Linked DNA regions of Homo sapiens: region 1 is linked to region 2. A link is a contact called in ENCODE Hi-C or POLR2A ChIA-PET data. All regions are on one chromosome and are shown on one strand. The core of a region is the stretch at or near the end of the contact, and the rest is flanking DNA. Distances in the headings are between cores, read along the strand shown.

Region 1 (3,020 bases), core at 199-2,698, 90 kb before region 2:
TTTTATATTTGTAACTGTGATATTTACAGGGAAGTGTAGCGAGTTTGCTTGTGGTTAATTTGCCTGCCTGCCATGTCTCTTTTAGAGAGTGTGATCCCCCCACCCCTCTGACTGAACAGCAGGTCCTGGGACTCTGGCCTCAAGTCGTGTCATTTAAATCGGAAGTGAGCATCCAAGTCAAGCCTAGGCCCAAAAAAAAACTGCACTTGGAAATAGAGGGTGTCGCAGGGGGGCTTCAGGGGTCTTGCCAGTCTCTCTTGGGTGCTAAAACTGGGAAGTGATGTAAAGTTGCAGTTGGGGCAACCATGCAAGTTCAAAAGAAAATAAAGGGGAGTGTTCTGGTAAGAGGCAGAAGGAATAGGCCAGCAGAGAGAGTCAGAGATGAGAGAAAACGTGGCCCCAGTGAGACAGAGTAATTATCCAACTGTATATGTCCCTCCAGATGCTTGCCCTCAGCTTCCATTGACATACGCCATATCTTTCTAATAAATTCCCATCTTTTTAAAAGTCACTTGAATTCCAGAAAAGAAAAAAAAGAAAGAATTTCATATCTATGATAGTGGCCAGGCACGGTGGCTCACGCCTGTAATCTCAGCACTTTAGGGGGCCAAGGCAAGAGGATCACTTGAGGTCAGGAGTTCAACACCAGCCCAGGGAACATGGTGAAACCCCATCTCAACTAAAAATACAAAAATTAGCCGGATGTGATGGTGCACGCCTATAATGCCAGCTACTCAGGAGCTGAGGCAGAAGAATCACTTGAACCTGGGAGGCAGAGGTTGCAGTAAGCCCAGATCGTGCCACTGCACTCTAGTCTGGGCAACAGAGTGAGTGAGACTGCATCTCAGAAAAAAAAAAAAAAAAAAGATAGGGACAGAAAGGTATGGGGCCTTGGTTAGAGTTTGTTTGAATACCACCTCAAAGACAGGGAAACATTCAATTAACCATTTCTGTCTGATTTCTCAACTTTACACCACTATTATCCTTTCTTGATAGATCAGGAAAATGGTCACTTACATTTAAAATAGATTATGTAGCCTCTTGCCATTTTTGGAAACATTCTTAGATAATAGAATTACTGAATTTCCAGACAACTCAACAGGATCACACAGACTCTCAAATCAACATACCTAGCAATCATGACTACACCGTGTTATGAGCTGATAAATTCATAGAGCCTAAAGCATTACAGAAGGAGGGAGTGGAGAAGCGTGCTTATCTTCCTTGTGAGTTAGCCTCAATTTCAGAACAAACTCAGCAGTGCCAAGAATAACCGATTATTCTCCCTGTGATGAAATGTACTTTCCAACAATATTGAGTCCTTCCCACCAGTACTAGGTTACGATGTCAACATGGGTTAGTTATTCTCACGCCAACATGAGGATTGGCCTAATTATTCAGGTGCCAGCATGGGAGCTGAGACCTCACTTTCTCTCCCAGAAATGAGAGCATGACCACCCCGATAAGCACGATACCCCCTCCTGCCAAACATCCCTCTGCAGGAGGCCGTGAACCAATACCGTGTGAGCTGCAATGCTGTCTCTTCCGGAACTCAATGTCGCATTTCACACATCTAAGTTGGTCGCCAGCCTTTGGCAATTTCCAAGTTTCCCACAGATTAATGAAAAATCCAGCTGTTTCCAACTATTTGGAACAAAACAATATGTGATAAAATGAGGAGAGAAGGGAATCGTTATCCAATTTCTCCAGCAGTCAGAGAGATTTGGAACATACTGGGAAGAAAAATTACAAGCTCGATTGTTCAAAGATTTAAAAAAAGAAAGAAAGCTTTGTATTAAATTTCTGAGAATGCTTTTTATTTACCATACAGAGAGAGCTAAAAAAGCTATTCTTTGATTAATCAGGTATGAGCTAATTCTGCCTTCCTAATGCAGCCTGGGAGTCCTTTTAGTGAAAGGTGAGTAGTGATGGCTCCCACGAAGGACACTGGGACATCTTGGCTATAAATCTAAGTGGGAATGGAAGTTGGGGCAGCAGTTAAAGGAAACCGTTGTGTAGGCCAGTGCTCCTCAAGCTTTCTGAGGGTCTGCCCGTGCAAGAATGACAGATACATAGAATCATCCATTATGTAGCCTTGGCTTCTTTGACTTGGCATAATACATCTGAGATTCATCAATGGCTACAGGGTGGCTGTGGCAACAAGGCCTCCCTTTTCAGTATCCAAATAAGGATAGAAAAAAAAAAAAAGAAGTTTCTGCTCATGAGACCCTTTTTTCATCAGGAAGGACCTATTTCACAAAAGCTCTCAGCAATGTGTCCTCGGGTCACTTTGATCTGAATTGACTGTCCTGCCCATGCCAAGCTACAAAGGAGGCTGGGAAAGTGAGTAGTGGACATTATTTACCATGGAATGTGCCACTGCCAGGAAGGAACCCAGGAGATGCACTAAATCCCGTATTCCAGGCTGTCCCTTTCATCTCCCTCACAGGCCAACGAAACTCACACTCAACTTTAAAAGAAGAAAGGCTATGGGTGAAGGAGGAGAAACAGAATACTAAGGAGAGATGTATCATGAGGTATTCCAAATATACGTCTTCGTTAAAAGATCATCACACACACTTAACCTCTCTGGACCTTAATTCCCTCATCTGTGAAATATAAATGGGTATGCCAGTGCCTGCAGTATAAGGTTATCTTGAGAATTAAACAAGAGAATATGTGGCAAGCACTTGTTACATACCTGATGCACAGTAAGTAGTCACTAAATAGTGGCTGTTATTAGAAATTTAAGCAAAGAAGCATATTCAAAAGTATTAAATACTGAAGGCGTATCATTTCAATATACTAGAATTTGGAAAAAGGAGAAATTGTCCCTCGGAGTCATCTAGAAAAGCTGCATTGTGGAAGCAAAATATGAGCTGGCCTTGAAGGATGGCTAGAATTTAAATAGTGAAGAAGAGAAGGAAAGGCATCCAAGTGAAAGAAACAGCACGAGTGGGAAGGCTTAGACAGGAATAGGGGCCATATTTGTGCTATGGGAAGGAGAAAGGCACTGATAC
Region 2 (3,149 bases), core at 220-2,719:
GCAGAGTCTTATAATGAACAGTCTTGAAAAATCTGTAGAACAGGACTTGAGTTGTGGAGATAACGGTTCAGTAAAGGCTGCCCATGGCCTGAAAAAATAAAATTTCCCAATATTTTTTCTTTGCTACTAAAGAAGAACTTAAGCACTAAAGAATCAAATGCCATGAAATTGAATTCAGATACAAATTTAAGTTTTTGCTTTTTAGTAACTAAAGGATTTAAAAGAGAAATTTAACATGGCCTCAACTCCTAAGTCGCTATTGATTATCAGATACAACATTTATGTAAAAAACAACTTTTTTCCTACTTGACCATTGATGAGAAGGTGCCACCTGATTTCCAAAACGTTAACATTTTAAATCGACAAAATGTATTAACTTACTTGACTTTGAGCCAAGTAAAATTGTTCTCAAGTGCCTTGGACTCTTCCAAGGAAGCTTATTAAAATGCAGATCCTGGGGGCACTCTAAGAGACTCGGATTCTGAAGATTGGAAAAGGCTAGAGATTTGCATTTTTAACAGATAGTTCTGACACAGATGATGGGAAGACTGCAAATTTCTGAAATGTTGACTGAGTAAAATCAAAATAGTAATAAAATTAGCCAGGCAGCCCTGAGGGAATCTTAACAGCAAACATAAAAATTGAGCCACCCATTCTGAAAGACATCCAGGTTGGAACTAGGAAAATTCTAATTAATGAGTTAAATACTTGTTGAATCCTAATCTAGAAATCAAAAGACCTGGTTTCTGTTCCAGTTCTGCTGGTAATTAGCTTTGAGACTGTGGGAGAAGTAGGGGGATTATTTTTCCTCTCTGGGCCCAAGTTTCCTCATCTATAAAATAAGGTTAAATTATTCTCTGCCAGCTTTAATGTTCTTTGGCTCTGTGAGTTCACATAATGGGATTGTGGGCCAGTAATTAATCTAATCTTTATAGATTCTTCGAAAGAAGCCCCCCGCCTTATTTCCCCAGGAGATGGCAGTGGGAAAGTACAGCATAGAGAAACCACATTAATGCTGCAGAGAGGCAGGTTCTGAGTGAGACACCAAATTGACCCTCAATATCTGACCTCCACCTTCCCCGTTACAAAACTTATTCTTTAAAAGCTTACCAAACGAATACAGCAAAGGATGGGTAAAGAAAATGCAGTCAATCTCTTCTAAATGCAAATTACCTTGGCAATTATGCAAGCAATTTAAAATAACAACGAGTTGCAAGCAAGAACAACAAAGATTTGATTCCCAAGCTAGAAACTTTCAATTCAGCCGAAAGCTACAAATCCTGGGAAATGCAGGCCCCCAGAACTGCATGGATGGTGGTAACAGAGACACGTAACAAAACAAACTTCAGAGAAAAACTAGACTTACCTAGTTCTTCTAAGAAAAATAGAGTTTTTCTTTAAAAGCGGTCTTTTGTGAGGCTTGGATTCCTCCAGCAATGAATGTAGAGCCAAGCTGTGAACCCAAAGACTGGAGCCCTACACACCTCCCCAGCTTTTACTGTAGAAATCTTTATTTGTTCTGGAATCTCTTTTATCAACACTTCACTTACTCCTACAGTGTGAACTCCAAACAGTCCTGTTTAAGAAACTATCTGCAAATACCAGAATGGCTAATCCTAAAAATAAGGTGTTAATTGGTCTCTTGGTGATTCCAACCCCAAACATAATAAACTAGTATTTCTTTTTAAATGTGGGGGTTTTGCCCCACTGCTAGTCTGAAGTACTGGGTCTTTCTTTTTCTGCTGCTTTTCAGCTTATGTTTTAGGTAAAAATAAAGAAAAAAGAAACTAGTAAGAAATACAGTGAATCTTTGTCTCTCTTCATCTGACAGTAATTATAGGATGTTAAACCCAAAGTAAAGCAGGTCATACTGTATCTTCAGGAGGAGCCAAATTAGGAGGCAAGCTTGTCATTCCTGAAGTCTTCCTTATGGACATAGGAATCCAACAATTTAAAAAAAAATTTTTTTAGAGACAGAATCTATGTCACCTAGGCTGGACTCAAACTCCTGGGCTCAAGGGATACTCCCTCAGCCTCCCAAGTAGCTAGGACAACAGTCAAGCAGCACCACACTGGACTTCTCAGGAATCCACCTTTTTTTTTTTTTTTTTTTTTTTTTGAGACAGAGTTTCACTCTTGTCACCCAGGCTGGAGTGCAGTGGCGTGATCTCAGCTCACTGCAACCTCCGCCTCCCTGGTTCAAGCAATTCCCCTGCCCCAGCCTCCCGAGTAGCTGGGATTACAGGCACAGGCCACCATGTCCAGCTAAATTTTTTGTATTTTTAGTAGAGACGGGGTTTCACCATGTTGGCCAGACTGGTCTCGAACTCCTGACCTCAGTCAATCTGCCCACCTCTGCCTCCCAAAGTGCTGGGAATACAGGCGTGAGCCACCGTGCCCAGCCAGGAATCCACTACTAAATAATAAACACCTCTTAGTGCCTCTGGCCCAAATGCCCAGTTAACTGTGGCCCAGTTTCCCTGGGTGTTGGCTGAGTGTTTAGCTGGGGCAGAGAGCCAATCAACAAATTAGGGGCATTGATCCTTTTTATTATCTTTGTTTTTATCTCTCACTTCTGACCTGCAACAACATCCCATTGTCAGCTCAGATTCTGGAGCGTTTAAACCCTTCCCCTGCCACTGAGAAAGCGTTTTTCTAATGAGGAAGTAGTGTGACTGCAGAACGGTGGTACAGTAGGAGGGATCTCCCCCGGTACCCATCACGCAGGGACAGACTGGCTCTGGGTTCTACTCCTAACTTCTCTCATCATTGGTACTACTCTCCACGACCATCATTTCAGAGAAATTTCTCTGCTTTGGTATATACAGGAATTTGACCTGGGATTTGTGTGAAATATTTACATTGTTTTTCATTTGGGTAGATGGCCTCAGAACAATGCAGTTCCCAATTTCCTTGTGCTGTTCTCCTTTGCTTGCAAGCAGGACAGGAGCAGAGAATTAGAGGAAAGGATTTCACTGAGTGGCGTACAGTCTTTCCTCCAAACTTTCCATGGCAAACACAGTGTTGATCTATACTTGTGAGAACCTCCTGGGGCTGCATGTACTTCCTAATGGGCCTGGCTGCCAAGTTGCCTCTTGTGGGACTGACCTGGAGCCTCTAGAGCAAGGGTCAGGAGACAGGATGCAGGG

The links. Hi-C counts contacts between places; a loop is a spot of excess contacts on that map. ChIA-PET counts read pairs that join two places held with the same protein, here RNA polymerase II (POLR2A). Pooled maps may share reads with other maps.
Region 1: a pooled map shows a loop between it and region 2 (2.0-fold over the local background). The contact joins the enhancer-like site here to the promoter of LINC01331 in region 2. A Hi-C loop is called at or near these places in 3 of 168 maps with a recorded cell type or tissue (A673, endothelial cell of hepatic sinusoid and vagina) and 2 of 50 pooled maps. POLR2A ChIA-PET finds 5 or more read pairs at or near these places in 1 of 52 experiments (A673).

Annotation. Positions count from the first base shown.
Region 1 is chr5:74,445,608-74,448,627 of GRCh38, forward strand. All of the region lies in intron 2 of LINC01331 (long intergenic non-protein coding RNA 1331), which reads right to left. Among named protein-coding and RNA genes, the nearest start is that of LINC01331, 90 kb to the right of the region's middle. Within about 2 kb of position 1,449, at least 3 of the 41 ENCODE cell types and tissues checked have a DNase peak (open chromatin) inside an H3K27ac peak, as active enhancers do.
Region 2 is chr5:74,535,304-74,538,452 of GRCh38, forward strand. It overlaps LINC01331 (long intergenic non-protein coding RNA 1331), which reads right to left and starts at 1,470. Exons shown (of 4, transcript NR_197436.1): 1 at 1,367-1,470.